Linked DNA regions of Homo sapiens: all the other regions are linked to region 1. Evidence: chromatin loops called from intact Hi-C (ENCODE). Cell type or tissue: Calu3. All regions are shown on one strand. Links, peaks and the distances in the headings refer to the core of each region. The heading gives the core; the rest is flanking DNA. Region 1 has its middle 700 kb from the start of POU3F4. Region 2 overlaps LOC105373287 (a long non-coding RNA gene). Region 3 has its middle 830 kb from the start of POU3F4.

What was found. Peaks named below come from ENCODE experiments on the same cell type or tissue, not always from the same donor. Only the 100,000 strongest peaks of a DNase experiment are listed, where the experiment ranks them.
Region 2: a loop joins it to region 1, with 3 times the contacts of the local background. A loop is called at or near these places in 2 of 110 quality-filtered maps.
Region 3: a loop joins it to region 1, with 2.4 times the contacts of the local background. A loop is called at or near these places in 2 of 110 quality-filtered maps.

What each region holds. Positions count from the first base shown.
Region 1 is chrX:82,809,687-82,816,385 of GRCh38, reverse strand. No RefSeq gene overlaps it. Among named protein-coding and RNA genes, the nearest start is that of POU3F4, 700 kb to the left of the region's middle. In Calu3, for the core only: no CTCF peak of the experiment used is centred there; a DNase peak (open chromatin) is centred at 2,555.
Region 2 is chrX:82,742,958-82,749,656 of GRCh38, reverse strand. It overlaps LOC105373287 (a long non-coding RNA gene), which reads left to right. Exons shown (of 3, transcript XR_938456.3): 2 at 2,033-2,189. Among named protein-coding and RNA genes, the nearest start is that of POU3F4, 760 kb to the left of the region's middle. In Calu3, for the core only: no CTCF peak of the experiment used is centred there; a DNase peak (open chromatin) is centred at 3,746.
Region 3 is chrX:82,671,581-82,678,279 of GRCh38, reverse strand. No RefSeq gene overlaps it. Among named protein-coding and RNA genes, the nearest start is that of POU3F4, 830 kb to the left of the region's middle. In Calu3, for the core only: no CTCF peak of the experiment used is centred there; no DNase peak of the experiment used is centred there.

The DNA.
Region 1 (6,699 bases), core at 570-5,569:
TTGGAACCAGATAATAGTATTTCTATGACTAGCCTCATATATATAGAAAGAGAAAGCAGATGATTTCTCACACAAGGAGGAGATATGAGCCTATGAGAGATTCATCTCTTTTTATAAGCTCAGTTAATCAAATGCCTCTTGTTTGAGGTTTCTATTAATGAAAACACTCTCTGACATGGGCAATTGTCCAATATGCTTTAATACTTAACGTCTTCAAGCAAGGAACTCAAGTGATTTTTCAGACCAGTGATTTCTGTTTCACAGCGCACTTTGAGAAGCTGATAAACAATGTCAATGCACTTCCTAGAAAAATGTCCATACAGACATTCCCAATTTTGCATTTGATTGTAGAGGATTCATAGAATAGCTTAACTCCATTCGTATTGCCTCTAGTCATCCATGGAGTTTGGGGATGGTTCACAAACCACAGATTAAGGAACCCTTTCTAAGTCTGAGATAAATTTTGCTTAAATACGGTTATCTAAAATAAAGGAAAATGAGAAAAATTGAGTGTGTCAAGTGGCACAATTCTTTTGGAAGATAATTGTATAATGTACGTAGAAGGCTTTAGAATTTCCCAGTAATAATTCTACTTCAATCAGTGTTATTTGTAAGATCAGTAATTTGATTAGAATTTATATAAAAATACTGTCATCACCGGGCGCGGTGGCTCACTCCTGTAATCCCAGAACTCTGGGAGGCCGAGGTGGGTGGATCACGAGATCAGGAGAGCGAGACCATCCTGGCTAACATGGTGAAACCCCGTCTCTACTAAAAAATAATACCAAAAAAAAAAAAAAAACAATTAGCCAGGCATGGTGGCTGGTGACTGTAGTCCCAGCTACTTGGGAGGCTGAGGAAGGAGAATGGTGTGAAGCCGGGAGGTGGAGCTTGCAGTGGGCTGAGATCACACCACTGCACTCTAGGCTGGGTGACAGAGCGAGACTCAGTCTCAAAAAAAAAAAAAAATACTGTCATCACAGGCCAAAAAAATGGTAAATATTCACAAAAATAATTGGTTAAATAAATTATAAAACCTTTATACTGTGAAGTATTATGCAGCTATTAAAATGGTATTTCTGAAGCATTTTAAATGGCATGAAAAGATGTTCACACTATAATGTTAAATGAATAAAATGAGATAAAAACCTGTAAATACACTAAAAGATCCACTATGTTTTATATGCCATCTTTGTGTGTGTATTCAAATTTATATAGAGGTCTACGCAATATTGAAATTAAATATGTCAAAATATTAAAATTGATCTCTGGATGATGAGATTATGGACAATGGAATTATAGGTAATTTAAATTTAATTTTATTAGTTTTATTTCTATGTATTTTTATAAATTAATTTAGTTGTACATTTGAGTAACATTGGATTGAATAACACTGGCGTACACACACACACACATAAACATCAACACTGAGAGAGAAAGAACAAGGCCCCATCCCCAGACATTTTGATTTTATAATTCTAGAGTGGGCCCCAAACATCTGTATCAAAACAAAAAAAAAGGAAATACTTTGATTCTAATGCATAGACAAGGTTTACAAGCTTTGCTTTATGGTATTTTCTATAATTTAAGTGCATCGTTTGTATGAGAAAAATATATATATATAGTGCTCTGATCATGTTGAAAATAGGGAATATTCTCAATACCAGCCTGAGGAAAACATGCAAAAGAGGCATAAATATGTCTTTAGTATTGTTCTTAATACCCCTTTTTGAATCCTTATCTTGCTCCTGACTGTCTTTGTCACCTTTACCCATGTAATTTTCTGGAAAAATCAGGACTCCATGCTCAATACACTGTTAACAAACCATGTGAGGACTCAGCAGAGAATGTTTTATGCTGGGATTTCCCAATGTATATTGCCCAAAACATTAGCTCTGCAGGTTGTTGTTAGTGGGAATTTCATGAAAATAGGATTTCAAAACCAAATATGTTTGAGGAATACTGAGTAAAAAAAAAAGTAAACATATATATTTACTAAAACACTCCTTAAAAGATTTAATGTACTCCATACCTTGCAAGTCATGTTGAGGATCGAAGAGTGGACTATAATGTGCAAGATTTCCAAACTTATTTGGCCACGGAAACCCTTTTTATAAGGAATATATTGAGATACTAGAGTTCCAAAGAAGGCAATTAGAAAAGCAAAGCATTAATTTCTGTTTCTCCCTTTTTCTCAAAACTAATTTTATTGGAAACTCTGAAAGTCTGCAAACCTTTATATTTGAAAGGAATAAATGTGTTATGGTGCAACTTTGGTTCCTATGAGAGGTTAATGAGGGAGGTGTTGTGGAGCAGGAGACTTCCCAACTACTGTGAGAATTACACTTAGAGCCTTTCATGCTGATTCACAAGATTAGCTCTGGTGTTTGGCTTTCACCTGTAATCTAAACAACTGAGGTCAATACAGTCTGTGTCCTAATGGAATATTTGCATAGAGAAAAATGTGTTCTTGTTTGCACTCAAACCAGAGTTAAGCTGTTTAGTGCTGTGTGGTGCTATAAGGCCACAGATTGCCTCAAGCTAGCTCCCTTGTGAGTCAACCTTGAAGAATTTGCTTTCCACATAAGAAAACAGATTTTAAACATGAGGAATAGACCTGTTAGTTCTAATTCTCTGCCAAATGAATCACCCTCTGAGTAATCACGAGATCAAATGAGAATACCTCCTAACTTTCCCCCAGGGACAAATAACCACAGAAAGGAGAGAGATGCTAAAATTGAGTTCCCCTGAAAACTGTCTGAATACATGCCCTTAACAACGATTTTTGACATATTCTGTAGGTGTTTTCTAGTCTTACATGTCAACTCAGTGATATCTAGACTTGCACTGAATCAATGGAATTGGCATAAGAGTTTTCTTGAGTCCAGGTATATAGATACATGAAATATGTAGGTATTTATCCTTTTATGCTTGGCAGAGTAAGAATGGCATTCCTAATTTTTTTAATTATATTTGAAGTTCTGGGATACATGTGCAGAACATGCAGGTTTATTACATAGGTATACACGTGCTGTGGTGGTTTGCTGCACCCATCAACCCATTATCTACATTAGGTATTTCTCCTAATGCTATCCCTCACCTAGCCACCCACCCCCCAAAAGGCCCTGGTGTGCGATGTTCCCCTACCTGTTTCCATGTGTTCTCATTATTCAACTCTCGCTTATAGGTGAAAACATGCAGTGTTTGGTTTTCTGTTCCTTTGTTAGCTTGCTGAGAATGATGGTTACCAGCTTCATCCATGTCCTGGCAAAGGACATAAACTCATCCTTTTTTATGGCTGCATACTATTCCATAGTGTATATGTGCCACATTTTCTTTATCCAGTCTATCATTGATGGACATTTGGGTTGGTTCCAAGTCTTTGCTATTGTGAATAGTGTTGCAATTAACAGACGTATGCATGTGTCTTCCTAGTAGAACGATTTGTAATCCTTTGGGTGTATCCTCGGTAATGGGATTGCTGGGTCAAATGATATTTCTGGTTCTAGAACCTTGAGGAATCACCACACTGTCTTCCACAATGGTTGAACTAATTTACACTCCCACCAATGATGTAAAAGCGTTCCTCTTTCTCCACATCCTCTCCAGCATCTGTGGTTTCCTGATTTTTTAATGATTGCCATTCTAACTGGCATGAAATGGTATCTCATTGTGGTTTTAATTTGCATTTCTCTAATGACCAGTGAAGAAGAGCTTTTTTTCATATGTTTGTTGGGTGCATGAATGTCTTCTTTTTAGAAGTGTCTGTTCATATCCTTTGCCCACTTTTTGGTGGGGTTGTTTTTTCTTGTAAATTTGTTTAAGTTCCTTGTAGATTCTGGATATTAGCCCTTTGTCAGTTGGATAGATTGCAAAAATTTTCTCCCATTCTGTAGGTTGCCTGTTCACTCTGATGATAGCTCCTTTTGTTGTGCAGAAGCTCTTTGGTTTAACTAGATCCCATTTGTCAATTTTGGCTTTTGTTGTCATTGCTTTTGTTGTTTAATCATGAAGTCTTTGCCCATGCCTATGTCCTGAATGGTATTGCCTAGGTTTTCTTCTAGGGTTTTTGTGGTTTTAGGTCTTATCTTTAAGTCTTTAATCCACCTTGAGTTAATTTTTGTATAAGGTGTAAGGAAGGGATTGAGTTTCAGTTTTCTGCATATGGCTAGCCAGTTTTCCCAACACCATTTATTAAATAGGGAATCCTTTCTGCATTGCTTTTTTTTTTTTTTTGCCAGGTTAGTCAAAGACCAGATGGTTGTAGATGTGTGATGTTATTTCTGAGGTCTCTGTTCTGTTCCATTGGTCTATATCTCTGTTTTGGTACCAGTACCATGCTGTTTTGGTTACTATAGTCTTGTAGTATAGTTTGAAGTCAGGTAGCATGATGACTCCAGTTTTCTTCTTTTTGCTTAGGATTGTCTTGGCTATGTGCGCTCTTTTCTGGTTCCATATAAAATTTAAAGAAGATTTTTCTAATTATGTGAAGAAAGTCAATAGTAGCTTGATATTAGACAGATCAATGAGACAGAAAATTAACAAAGATATTCAGGACTTGAACTCAGCTCTGGATCAAGTGGACCTAATAGATATCTACAGAACTCACCACCCCAAACCAACCGAATATACATACTTCTCAGCACCACATAACACTTATTCTAAAATTGACCACATAATTGGAAGTGAAACACTCCTCAGCAAATGAAAAAGACCGGAAATCATAACAAACAATGTCTCAGACCACAGTTCAACCAAATTGAAACTCAGGATTAACAAACTCAACTCAAAACCACACAACTAAAAGGTAACTGAACAACCTGCTCCTAAATGACTAGTAGGTAAATGAGGAAATCAAGGCAAAAATAAATAAGTCATTTGAAACCAGTGAGAACAAAGACACAATGTACCAGAATCTCTGGGACACAGCTAAAGCAGTGTTTGGAAGGAAACTTATAGCACTAAATGCCCACAGGAGAAAGCGGGAAAGATGTAAAATGGACACACTAACATCAAAATTAAAACAACTAGAGAAGCAAGAGCAAACAAATTTAAAAGCTACCAGAAGACAAGAAATAACTAAGATCAGAGCAGAAATTAGGGAAATAGAGATGCAAAAAAAAAAAACCCTTCAAAAAATCAAAGAATCCAGGAGCTGTTTTTTTGAAAAGATTAACAAAATAGACCACTAGCCAGACTAATAAAGAAGAAAAGAGAGAAGAATCAAATAGACACAATAAAAAATGATAAAGGGGAGATCACTTCTGATCCTATAGAAACATAAACTACCACCAGAGAATACTATAAACACCTCTACACAAATAAACTAGAAAATCTAGAAGAAATTGATAAATTCCTGGACACATACAGCCTCCGAAGACTAAACCAGGAAGAAGTTGAACCCCTGAATAGACCAATAACAAGTTTTGAAATTGGGGCAGTGATTACTAGCCTACCAACGAATAAAAGCCCAGGACCAGATGGATTCACAGCCAAATTCTACCACAGGTACAAAGAAGAGCTGGTACCATTCCTTCTGAAACTATTCTAAACAATAGAGATAGAGGGACTCCTCTCTAACTCATTTTGTGAGGCCAGCATCAACCTGATACCATACTGGCAGAGACACAACAACAAAAGAAAAATTCAGTCCAATATCCCTGATGAACATCGATGTGAAAATCCTCAATAAAATACAGGCAAACTGAATCCAGCAACACATAGAAAAGCTTATACCACAATCAAGTCGGCTTCATCCATGGGATGCGAGGCTGGTTCCATGTACACAAATCAATAAACGTAATCCATCACATAAACTGAACCAATGACAAAAACCACATGATTATCTCTACAGATGAAGAAAAGGCCTTCAATAAAATTCAACACCCCTTCATGCTAAAAACTCTCAATAAATGAGGTATTGATGGAATGTATCTCAAAATAATAAGAGGTATTTATGACAAACCCAAAGCCAATATCATACTGAATGGGCAAAAGCTGGAAGCATTCCCTTTGAAAACTGACACAAGACAAGGATGTCCTCTCTCCACTCCTATTCAACATAGATTGGAAGTTCTGGCCAGGGCAATCAAGCAAGAGAGAGAATAAAGGGTATTCAAATAGGAAGAGAGGAAGTCAAATTGTCTCTCTTTGCAGATGACATGATTGTATATTTAGAAAACCCCATCGTCTCAGCCCAAAAACTTCTTAAGTTGATAAGCAACATCAGCAAAGTCTCAGGAAACAAAATCAATGTGCAAAAATCATTAGCATTCCTATACACCAATAATAGACTAACAGCCAAATCATGAGTGAACTTCCATTTACAATTGCTACAAAGAGAATAAAATAACTAGGAATACAGCTTACAAGGGATGCGAAGGACTTCTTCAAGAAGAACTACAAACTTTGAGGAGAACTGCTCAAGGAAATAAGAGAGGACAGAAACAAATGGAAAAACATTCCATGTTCATGGATTGAAAGAATCAATATTGTGAAAATGGCCATACTTCCCAAAGTAATTGATACATTCATTCCTAATATTATTTTTTGCTATAGCGTTACAATCATGGGTGATAACCTAAGGCAAGGGGCATGGTTGTTTATTAATATATTCTGTTATAAGCAATGTGTTTTATTTAGCAATTAAGTGAGTTTACCTTTTTCATTACTTGTTAGTAAAATACACAAAGGCTCTTA
Region 2 (6,699 bases), core at 681-5,680, 67 kb after region 1:
AACTTCATTTTAATCTAAAGATCACAGTCTTATTCCGTAAACCAGGGCTATGGATCTGCATTGATGTTTTTGTTCTGACTGAGTTTCTGTATGTGTACAGTGCAGCAATTTAAAGTAGTATTAATTCAGCAGCTTTTGTCCAGCCTTTCATGAAAACACTGTATGCATTATTTTCATTTGCTGGTCTTAATCTTTATTGTAAATGATAAGGCAAAATTGTACAGGTGAGTTCCTGGTTTTTATCTTAATCCTAAAAGTGATGTCAAGCATAAAGAAAGAAATGTGTCTAATTTAATAATGTTCAGAAAAAGGGTTTTTAGAGGGACCACAGAGCATGCCAAAAAAAATGCAGCATACTTCACATTCCTGAAATTGAGTCCCTCGTCTACCAGTGACATTGCACTAAATTAGGTTTGTATTCATGTGTTGAATGAAGCACTGAAATTTCCTGGGGAAATAAAGCTTCATCTCCCTTTTTCAAAGCTTATTGTTTCTGCAAATACATTGAGCATCTCTTAAGTAATTTCAGCCTCTCATTTATTTAATACACTACAGATGGATATCTGTTTAAGTCATTATGAGTCATTTCTGCCAACAAGTAAGCCCTTCAGAATTTAACAGGAAGAAATACATGCATGCTTCATGTAGCCTTAATTTAGTATGAGAGCCTCCATCTTCTATCTCTGGAAAGCAGTTCCGTCAGCAGGATGAACTTCTCTCTGTGGAAGTAACTTGGTTTGAACATAGCAGAAAACTCACTATCCAATCATTATTGTCCCTCAATCCTGCTACAACGTGCCACAGCAAAAAAGAGAAATATTGAGTTAATGCAACTTTTAGCATGTTGCAGCAATATTTCTGACCATTCTTTTACAACTACATGCACATACAATTTTTTCCTTAAGTATTGGATGTAAGAATAATTTGTTTGTCCCCCACATTTTTCCATGTTAATGATTCTGAAGAAAGTTCACTTCGTCTACCATGTAGTTCCATGTTTCACAAATTTTATGTAAGTCTATTCTAAATAAGTGACTGAATTAGGATTCATCCATCATGGATACATTTCTATAATTGATTTTCTAATCCTTTACTAGGATAATGTATCTCTGAGATCTGAGTATGTTGTTTTGTTATGGTTTATTTAAAATTGTAGATTTTTAAGCTGGGTATTATAAAACAGCTAGAAGAAAACTTAGGAAATATATTTAAAGAATCCTGAATTAATTAAAGTTTTTTTAAAGCAATACACAAAATCTAAAAACCATTAAAATGAGATACACATAACTGCTTTATAAAACTTATAATTATATTCATTGAAACAGTACCATAAATAAAGACAAAATGCAAACAAGAGAGAACAGGATATAAAATACACTTCTGACAAGGCAGTAATTTCCTCACTTTACAAAAAAATTCTAAAAGTCGATAAGAACGAGCTAAAAACCCTACAGAAAAATAGGCAGAGCATATGTATAGACAGTTTGTAGAAAAATATAAGTGAATTTAAACATATGAACATGTGAAATGAGGTGCAACATCACTAATAGAAAAATATATATAGTAGGGGATACATTCCAAGACCCCCAACTGGATGCCTGAAATTGTGGATAGTACTAAACCTTATGAGGATTAAGCTCTGATTTTTTTTTCTTTTATCTTGCCCAAATTCCTTTCTAAGTGGTCTGGGGAGTCATGCCCTACAAACCATACATTCTCATCAGATGGGTTTTATTTAACCCTGTATATAATTACTTACTTTCCGATCTGACTCTGGCATAACAAGGAAGAAAATCAAAATGTTTTACCCAAAAATATATTTCCGTGCCATACATTGAAATTGCCCTGCAAAATCTCTTATGGGAAAAATCTACATGCCTTCCTAATATGTCTCATGCCTTCCTAAAATATATAAAACCAAGCTGTACCCCAACCACCTTGGGCACATGTTCTCGGAACCTCCTGAGGTCTGTGTCACAGGCCGTGGTCACTCATATTTGGCTCAGAATTAATCTCTTAAAATATTTTACAGAGTTTGACTCTTTTCGTCAACAATAATCTGGCACCCAAACACGTGGAGCCTCAGAGAAGACTCAGGAACCCGAAGGAGTTGTGGAAACCAGAACTAAGGTACTAGCACGGGCCCACTGAAGCCCCACCGAGTTCGAGCTTCTCCTCCAGTGGAATGGGTAAGTCTTCCTGAGCCCTGGACCTCCCTTTGGTTGAGGTCCTTAATTTATTCTAAGCTGTTTTTTCCTGGGAAGGTGTTGTTTACGGATCTTAATTCAAGTTAGGAGATGCATTTCTAAAGGGTCTTCTCAATTGCTTTTCTCTCAGAATTAGCTACGAAAAAAGTGAAAACAAGGAGAATGACCCCCTTTCGAGCACTCCTTAGGTTTTATGGCACCTCTACTTGAAGTAATATGGCCTTTGTGCACATTTTACACTAAGGAAAAAGACTGCTAAGGTCGACCTAAGGTTCTCTTTCTCTATTTTCTTTTCTTCCTGCTTTAAATCTTCTGTTACTCTTCTACTAAGATGAAAACCACTGTTCGGATCTAACAGTGTTTTCTGCAAGCTGGCAAAGTTGTACTTGTCTCATGGCTAAAGTACTGAAGTAATAGCTATGAGAACTTTGTGTGTATGTATGTATATGGGTGTATATATATAAAGGCCTTTAGAATAGATTTCTATAATTTTATGTTCAAATGGCAATTAAATTCGTTTTAATTTCCCTCTAGCACACCAGACTTTCTCCCCATACCTTATGATGTAAATTTTGCTATCTGATCTTGATCTGAGTTGTTTCCTTTAATATGCAAATTTGGGGCTATTTAGGGAATGACTGCCTAGGGTGATGCAACATGTTTTCAAGAATTTAAAAGTCTAAAATAGAAATAGAAAAAAAGAAGGAAAAAGGAAGTATCTCATGAATGTATGAAATACTTCTGTCAGCATGCCTAAATACATCTATATATTTATGTGTGTACACACAATATTTTCTTTTTTTTTTTTTTTTTTTTTGTTTGATACGGAGTTTTGCTCTTGTTGCTCAGGGTGGAGTGCAATGGCGCGATCTTGGCTCACTGTTACCTCTGCCTCATGGGTTGAAGCGATTCTCCTGCCTCAGCCTCCTGAGTAGCTGGGATTACAAGCTTGTGTCACCACTCCCCACTAATTTTGTATTTTTAGTAGAGATGGTGTTTCTCCATTTTGTTCAGGCTGGTCTCCAACTCCTGACCTCAGGGGATCCATCCAGTTTGGCCTCCCAAAATGATGGGATTACAGGCATGAGCCACCACACCCAGCCCACAATATTTTCAGGACTAAAAATATATGAAGAGCTCTAATTAATTGGCTTCGAAAAAAGAGCTTAAATCAGATACTTAAAAAAAAAAAAGGAAGACAAGTCAAATTGTAGCAGGACGAGCCACGGACAAAACCTTTCAGACACCGAGTTGTAGAAGGAAGGGCTTTATTCAGCTGGGAGCATCAGCAAGCTACTGCCTTAAAATCTGAGCTCCCCGAATGCACAATTTCTGTCCCTTTTAAGGGCTCACAACGCTAAAGATTTCACATGAAAGGGTCGTGATTGATTTGAGCAAGCAAGGGGTATGTCAAAGGGGCTGCATGCACTGGTGGTCAGAGAGAAACAGAACAGGGCAGGGAGTTTCAGTGTTCTTCTATACAATGTCTGGAATCTATGAATAACATTGGTTTCTAAGTTTTGAGTTGATTTTTAACTACTGGATTTAGGCCAGGCAGGCCCAGGCCTGGTTTCGGGCCTGGCGCCAGGCTGCCTGTCTTTGGTTTTACTTCCTTGTTGTTTTTTCTTAAAACAGGTACTGAGTATAAAACAATATAAAACAACATGAGAGGGTCTCTCTCTTCCTTCAAAATGTTTTTTTCAAGTTCACGTGACTTAAAATCTTTACTAAATAAGCTGGCTTTTTTTTTATTTATTTTTATTTTATTTTTGAGATGGAGTCTCTCTCTGTCGCCCAGGCTGGAGTGCAGTGGCGCTATCTCGGCTCACTGCAACCTCTGCCTCCCGAGTTCAAGCGATTCTCCTGCCTCAGCCTCCCAAGTAGCTGGGACTATAGGCACCCGCCAACATGCTCACTAATTTTTGTATTTTTAGTAGAGACGGAGTTTCACCTTATTGGCCAGGCTGGTCTCGAACTCCTGACCTTGTGATCCATCCACCTTGGCCTCCCAAAGTGCTGGGATTACAGGTGTGAGCCACTGTGCCCAGCAAGCTGGCTTTAAGATTATGGTAAAATAATGATGTCTTTAGAATTGTTAGCATTTTGTTTGCATCTATTGATCAAGTAGTTTCATGTTTAATTCCTGCCAAATACTATAAGACTTGCCAAGATTTGCCATAAGGATTATAAACTATAAAACCTAGCCCAAGACAGAATAATCTTTGATTGTATATGATTATGAAATATTGTTGGCTTAAATAAAAACAGCTGAATACTGAGTTATTCATAAAACTAATCATAAGCTTTGTTACTTAGGTAAATACCTGAAATCCGCAGCTATAAAAATGGTTAATAGAAAAATAACTTTAAATATTTGCTATCACAGTTTTTTTGTAAATTATCTAGGTAAACTTAAATTAATCAGGTAAAGGTAATGGAATAAATACTTGTAAACAAACTTGTCATAATTTAGGATCTAAGGTTATTAATTGATATTAAGTATCTGGGCAATTTCCAATTTAACAATTACAGGAAAACAATTTTTTAAATGTTCTTATTAAAAGTAAAATATATTTGTCTAATTCAAGGCTTATTTAAGGGTTATGTATAAAACAATATAAAGGACTCAGGAAATAAGAGATGTAAAGAAAGTTAAAGATATAAAGATGTATTTTTGGTGAAAAAAAGTAAAAGGGACACTCAGTTTATATAAGAAAAGATCTTGCATAGTAAATTTTTGTCCTAAAATAAAAATGATGGTGTTGTACAAGAAAGAGAGATATTTAAGACAAAAGAGTCTAAACACATTGCGAATGAACTATGTAAGTCATAATAACGTTAGTAAAATAAATTTTTTAAAGGGGCTGTATAATTCAGTTGGCTATAATCAAAAAGAAATCATAATAATATTCCTAGAGATGGCTATTTAATATTAAAACATACACTAGTACGAAGCTAAATAATTGTTTAAAACAAATTTTTATTACAAGTATTGATTTATTTTGAATGCAAGACGTTTTTAAATTTTTAAATTCTATAATCTGTTTCTTTAACATTCTTCAAGTTGATATCTTAAAAGTGCCACTCTTTCTTTTAAAAAGGCCTTGAACGGTGGTCCTTCACCTTTTTTTTTTTTTTGGCTCCTATGACTTTTACTAATTATCTAAAGTAAAGGAGAAAAATTGTTTTTGAAAACAGGCAAATAAAGTATCTTTTGAACATGACTTTTATTCTGCATGCCTATTATATCTCTATCTTTATATGTGTCATATAGAAGTGATATTTCACTACCAAACTACATGAAAGAGCTCTAATCAAGTAACTTAAAAAATGTAAGTGCTTATTAGATTGGTAATAGCTAGCTCGGATGCCTTTTGATTTACATAACCTTGGTAATGTTTTAAAAAATTAAATTTGGTAAATTTAATCTTAAAACATTCTTCAGTAATTTAACATCTTAAAGTCATGATAAAACCTCAGTTTTTTTCCCCACTGGAAATTTGGGTTACTAAAAGTTAAAAATAGTAGGAACATAAAAATGCTTTTGGTAAAATTTTATAAAACCAAAAGATATCAATTTTCAAAGAAATGTAAGGTTTTTGGTTAAGAAACTATTTAAGGGTTTCTTTATAATGAAGGAAATTCTACAGATAAAACTAAATTGATTTTGAAAACCAAGCTCTGGCAGCAAAAGTTGACTCTGAGCGCTGTGGTTACCAAGAAAACAGTTGATATGGGGGAAGGGCAAAACTGAGTAACTAGTTAAAACCAAAGCGTGTAATATAAAGAAATTGTTCCATTTGGTAGATCGGTGTAATTCAGCTTCTAAAAAAAAAAAAAAACCTTTACTATAGTGAATTGTAAAAATAACCACTTTAAAGACATTTAAAGAAAGACAAAATTTTTAATTTTAAATGCTACAGAATTTAAGAGCATGTTTGGATTAATGTAGGACGCACAGCTCATTACTGAACAGTCACTGAGTATATGTGATCCAAATGCACAGGGGGTTATTCCTGAAAAAGCAATCAGCCTAGTGGGCCAGATAATGCCATTATAAGGTCTGTTTGCCCTGAAAAGGAGGCTGCCCAACTCTCCCTCCAAAATACCAAGTAAAGTACCCCAGAAAAACCAGTTATTCTGTTTCTTATGCAAGCCATGTTGGAATAGCTTTATGATAACTGGGATATCATCCCACCCAATCCCACCTAATGTGTCTGTTACCCTGGTCATGGTAAATTTGGGGGTTAAGGGGGCCACTTTTACATGGGTGCCCCTCCCACAGAACCATAGGTCTTTTTAAAAGCCTTATCTAATCTGCTGTCCCTCATAGATGCAGCTCCCTGCTGGGAACCCAAACCCTTTTCACCAGAAAAGGCCAAATGGTCTGGGGGTAAAAAAAAAAGGCTTCCTGGGAACAGAACATGAAAACATACAAATTAATAAAATTATAAAATATAAGATGTTTAAACAAGCTTTATGTAGGTTAGTT
Region 3 (6,699 bases), core at 897-5,896, 140 kb after region 1:
CGAGGTGGACAGTGATCCCTGAGGTCAGGAGTTCAAGACCAGCCTGACCAACATGGTGAAACCCCATCTCTACTAAAAATACAAAAATTAACTGGGCATGGTGGCAGGCACCTGTAATCCCAGCTACTCGGGAGGCTGAGACAGGAGAATAGTTTGAGCCCTGGAGGTGGAGGTTGCAGTGAGCCGAGATTGCGCCATTGCACTCCAGCCTGGGTGACAGAGCAAGGCTCTGTCTCAAAAAAAAAAAAAAAAAAGAAAAAAAACCTGAAAATTCCAAAAAGTGTGATTCCAACAATATGACACTCTGGAGAAACAAAACTAATGGGTCAGTAAAAAGATCAGATTTGCCAGGATTTCAGGGAGAGAGGGAGAAACAGGCAAAGCACAGAAGATTTTTAGGAAAGTGAAGACACTTTGTATGAGACTATAAAGATGGATACATGTGTTATATACTTGTCAAGTCTTGTAGAATGTACAACATCTTAATGTAAAATATAAACTTTGGGTGATAATGATGTCTCAGTGGAGTTATACCAGTTGTAACAAATGCACCACTGTGATGAAAGATGTTGATAATGTAGGGAAGCTGTGCATTTGAGGGGGCAAGAAGTTTATAGAAAATCTCTGTATTTTTTACTCAATTTTACTCTGAACACATAGCTGCTCTAAAAATAAAGTTTATCTAAAAAAAAATGCTTGCAACTGACTTAGACAGAACAACTCCGCAGCAGAGGATACCTCCCTTGCATCAGAGTAGAACAGTGTGGCTTACCAGTTATTTTCCTTATGGCCTGGGTTCTTAAACATAGACAGATAAGACAGTGACTCATTTGGATGACAAGATTAAGAAGCACCAGAGAAGTAACTGAGCTTCGAAAGTCTGATGTGTAGTGCTTTAGGGTATATCAGTATAGTTTCATACCCTGATCTCACAGTGCTATAATTTTTACCGTTTGAGTTTCATTTTTAGATGGTTTATTCCAAAATTAATTAATCTGGTTGTTTACCAGGTGACCAGAAGGACCTAGAGAAGGAGAACACTGGGGACCTAGGAAAATAAGCAATTTTGACAAATTTGCAGACTTACTTAGATGTGGTGGTTTTCAATTTTGTGTGTACATTAGGCTTACTCCAAGAGATTTAATAAAAATATTAATGCCCAGGCACTAGGCTTCAGAGATTCCAATTTAATTGATCTAGACGGAGTCTGAGTAAATCTTTTAAAAGCACCTGTGATAGTTAATTTCAGGTGTCAATTTGGCTGGATTAAGGAATACCTAAGGCATTATTTTTGAGTGTGTATGCTACATTCTTTCCAGAAAAGATTGGCATGTGACTCAGTATAATGAATGGAGAAGATCTTTTCTCAATGTCAGAGTGCATCATCCAATCAGCTGGAAACCCATATAGAACAAAATAGTCAGAGGAGAAACAACTTTTTTCTCTCTCCTTGAGCTATGACACTCTTCTTCACCTAGCTATAAATATTAGAATTCCAGGCTCTGTGGCCTTTGGACACAGGAACTTACACCAGCAGACCCATGAGTTCTCAGGCCTTTGGCCTTGGACTGAGAATCACAACATCCGCTACCCTAGTTCTTAGGCACTTAGTGTCAAGGTTACACAATGAAATACAGAAAATATTATAAATTATACAGATTATTTGAGCTAAAAGATTGAGAATGACCACAAGGGGGCATAGCATTAGCAGCAGTTACAAGTGGGGTATTAAAGAAAAAGAAGAGGTGATTTTCAAGTTGTTTGTCAAAAATTTACATTAAAATAGCATAATCTATTGATTGGCCATACCTTGTCGTTTTAATTGCAAATTCCAGGAACATGAAGATAATATATGAGGCAATTAGGCAAAAATTACCTTTAAACAATTGCTTCTGGGCATGGGGGTGTGGGGAAGAATGGCTGAAGTTCCATACACGTCTTTCTGAGCCTAATAAATTTTTTATACCTCACATAGGTCAGACTTCTCCGAGCTATTTTTCTTTTCTCATTTTTCCCATTTTAATCAAGGTCTTTAGAAGAAAAAAATCATAGAAAAACTCAAATGATTTTGGCCTTTTATGTCCAGGAATTTAGTCTCACATTGCTAAGAAGGCTTTTTCCCAGAAGATCCTTTACTACATGGGGCAAGGAGAACAGATACATCTCAGTGAACAATTGTATGGAAACCAAAAGTCAAATTGGGAAGGCATCACAGGATGGCATAAATTAGACCATATTCAAGTCACTGATTTATATAGCTGTTGTCTCTTGTTGAAATATTTCTAGTCTTTGGAATACCATGAGTTCAGGTTTCTCACAAGTAAAACAATGAGAGATACATAGTAGAACTATACTACATATAAGGATTATAATCAAAAGGAGAATGTGTACACTAGAACTAAAAGTATTTCATTGGAGAGTCAATTAAGAACATCATGAAGAAAATTAAAACCTGGTTCTTCTTCAGAGCAATGATATAGCCAGTAAATAATTCTGAATTTAGTCAAAATTGTAGGAAAGTAATAAAAGCTCAAAAACAATGGTCAGAGCTGGAATTTATTAGGTTGGTGCAAAAGTAATTGCAGGTTTTGCTGTTAATTTTAATAGCAGAAATTGCAATCACTTTTGCACGAACCTAATAATAACAAGTGTGCTATAGTTTTTTTATGAAACATAGTGCTTCTCTTTCCAGTTCCCCATTTTTACCAAAGTTGAATCTTAGTAGGGCCAATTTACTTGCAAGATAAGTTTTAGTATTATACATGGCCTGATTATTTGCATAAAGTGCAAAAAGAATGCTGAATGATCATATAAGTTTTAAGTTGGCTTTGCTGGAAATTTTTGATAAAGAATCTCAGATTAGACTTTTAAAAGCCTCTCAAGGTTAGGAAGCCAAGCCAAGAATTTACCATGAGACTGTGCCTGGAATGCCTGTATAATTTGAATGAGTTTATCTCTGCTCAAGATCCCAAAATACCTTGAGTGTCCTGGGATTGTAAGGAAGTAATACTTTTCACTTACTGCAAGATCAGGAAGCTTATAAAGAAAGCACATAGACATGGTAACAGGCCAGTCTTTTCAAAGGACTTTTTATTGGTTCTATAAAGTCAAGTTGCTAGAGACAGGAGGCAGATAATTTCTAGGCAGAAAAGACCCCACTCTCAAGCCTGGAACTACAGCCCAAAGTGAGAAAATGCATTTCTGTGTTCCCACTTGAGTGCTGCATTTTCCAAAACCACCCATTACCTGCCCTGTCCCCCATACTGTACCCATAAAAACTCCCAAGATCACACCAGCAGAGAGAAGAAGTGGCCAAACATCGAGAGGAGAAGCAGCTGGACATCAGAGAGAAACAGCTTGACATCAGAGGGATGGCTTGATGGTGGGACTTTGAGAAAGTGTCTGGCCAGAGATGACCAGACTTCAGGGGAAGAATACCTTCCCACTCAATCTCCTTTCCAGTTTCCCTTCCCACTGAGAGCCACTTCCATTGGCAGTGAAATCCCCTGCATTTACTATCCTTCAATTTATTCATGTGACCTGATTTTCTCTGGACACCAGACAAGAGCTCAGGATGCAGAAGGCTGTCACACTGATCCTCTGTCCATGTGAAAAGACAGAGGGTCCACCAAGCTGTTAAACACTTAAGCCATCCACAGATGCCAAAGCTAAAAGAGTGCTGACTTTAACACTCCTTCTGGGGCTTTAGGGGTTGAAGGTGCTCCCCTAAGACACTACCACGGGGCCTGCATGGAGTTTGCTCCTGTCAGTGCCCAGAAGTACTCACCTCGGCTTGGCTCCTGCAACAACTCAGCTGCACTTCCCCTTGCCTGAGGGGTGGATCCTAGTGAGTGAAGCCAGCCTAAGCAGCCAGCTAGCCCTAGTGACTTCGCTCCAGCTCCCCTACACCCTGGGAAGAGGTCAGGGAAAATTTCCTATTTCAAAGTCAACCTCATTTTCTCAAAGCAATCTGTTCATTAGCATCTGAAAATAAGCCATTCCAGTTAAAGTGTTGGTAAAATAACCAGTGTTTTCAATTGTGTTTTATTACAAAAAAAAAACAGATTTAATTGAACGTATTTAAATAACTAGATTGGCACAATATAAGAATACTCATGAATAGTTTCCAAATTTTGCAAAATTCAGGTAGAGAGGAAGGTAAATGTTTCAACTTTTCTCACAAAATATACTTTACTCAATTGCTGTAAGCTATACGTAGCTCAAAAGAAAAATGTTTGACTCTGGAAAACAAAATATAAAATGAATCAGCAATATTTTACACAAAATGTTATAAAAAGGATTACAGTTTTCTATCAGTTTAGTTTCATGTAAGTTATCAGAAACCTATATTCATGAATAATTGCCAGAGTCCTTTTCACAAATTTTTTCAAAGAAAAAGAAAATTTTGGACTGAAGGTGATTATAAACTGAATTTTGATAAGAATTAAAGAAAAACCATAATTATCTGTGGATGACAAGTGGCTTAAAATAGCCATTGTTAAAGACACAATTTAAGACTGAATTTGGTTATTTCTGGGGCATACATCAATTTACTATAATAATGATAATTATGACTGATGACATATATCAAGACATATCAGAAATTTAGGAATTTCCTACAATTTTGGAACACATGTTGATTACACATTTATGTAAATTAACTCAAAGAAAGTTGAATGCTATTTCCTTTTTTTTTTGAGGTGGAGTCTCGCTCTGCCACCCAGGCTGGAGTACAGTGGCATGATCTCGGTTCACTGCAACCTCCGCCTGTCGGGTTCAAGCGATTCTCCTGCCTTAGCCTCCTGAGTAACTGGGACTACAGGTGCACGCCACCACACCTGGCTAATTTTTGTATTTTTGCTGGAAACGGGGTTTCATCATGTTGGCTAGGATTGTCTCCATCTCCTGACCTCGTGATCCACCCACCTCGGCCTCCCAAAGTGCAGGGATTACAGGTGTGAGCCACTGTGCCCGGCAAAACACCATTTCTTAATTGACAAGTTGACAAGTCTTTCCATATGATTTTAACATACTGAATAAGTCTAGTATGTATCTCTTGGTCACCCAGGGGTTCTTGTTATGTCCAAGTTAGCTTGGGTCAATACGACTACATTTTAGAATTTGAAATTTAATTTTTGGTAGTATGTCAAATATTAAATATTTAAATTAATGTTAAAATAAAAAAGTTCTAAAATACACGATTAAAATAGAACCACAGATCACTGAATATAACTGTCATTTATTTATCGAACATTATTATGTAAAGATTTCATAAAGTGAAAACTTTTATTCTTTGATAGAGAAGAGACTGTTTGCAATTGAGAATCCTAAAAAAGACAGTATGATGCAAACTTTTCCCTGCCTTTTCTGTCATTTACTCAAAAGTTAAACAAATCTTTTACTATATCTTATTAATACTACATTAAATTCTTATGCAAAGAAGAAAACCAAATTTTACATTTATATTAGTGTATATCTATATGGAAACTAATTTTAATAATACCTGATAAAGAAATCCATCAAATTTAAGTCAGCTTTGAGCACAGGAGTTAAAATTTTCATAAGCCTTTAACAACCTCTTAAAATGATTAAATTAAAAAGCAGATCGATGATCTAAAAACCTCTGTTGTTCTGACACAGGGGCAAAGACTATGGCTTTGCATTTGTGTATTTTGATATTATTGCTCAATTTTCATAGGAACTTATAAATAATTCCCTTCTAATTTTAGTGAACTTCATCACACATAATTTCCTTCATGAGATTAATTTTCTGTAAACCTTTTACAACTTGCTTAAACTTTTATTTTGTCATGTATATATTTTAATATATATGGACAATTTAGGCAAAAAATATTTTTTCTCTTTGTTATTTTTACCACACAAATTTTTCTCTAATGTAAGAGAAAAATGATACCCTTTTTAGCTTTTTTAATCAAAAATGCATCTTACTTTTTTATTTACTCTGTATATAGAATTGTTTCTATTATATCTAATAGTTTTAATTATATATAAACTTCAATATAAACCCCTAATAATCCTAATTTACAGTTAAGAACCTAAGAAGCAAGTAATTTTGAACAGTTTCATACCAGTATTGGTAGATGTAAACCATTTCATAATTTTTAGAAAGATGTTGTTTTCAATTTATGAACAGATTTAAATATAGTTAGCTTTTCTATACAATATAAATGACTCAGAAATGTTATTATGATCTGTTACTTAATTTAACATAGCATGACTTAAAGTTTTAAAAAAACAAACTATGGAAAGATCATTTATAGCTTTTATTCAATTTTCATTCAAATGATTTATTGATTTCTGACCATTGTGTTTTAATCGTTAAACAAAGAAAGTCACTGTAAACCAAAAATAAAATTTTAAGCCCCCTTGACCATCTGAATGGGCTTGTCCTCTCTGCCAAGGGCATTGTAAAGTTAACCTGAAAAACTTATTCAGTCCATGATGGGAATGAGAGAGTCATATATGCTTCATTATGCCCCCCTCCCTTTTGGAATTAAGAAAAACCTGACCAGCATTAACATCAGCACAGACCTTAAGACTGATAGAACAGAGTGTTTAATTTTGATATCAGACATTTACAATCTATTCTCTCTGAAGCCTGCTACCTGGAGGTTTCATGTGCATGATAAAACCATGGTCCCCACAACCCCTTATGTTAACCCAGATATTTCTTTCTAT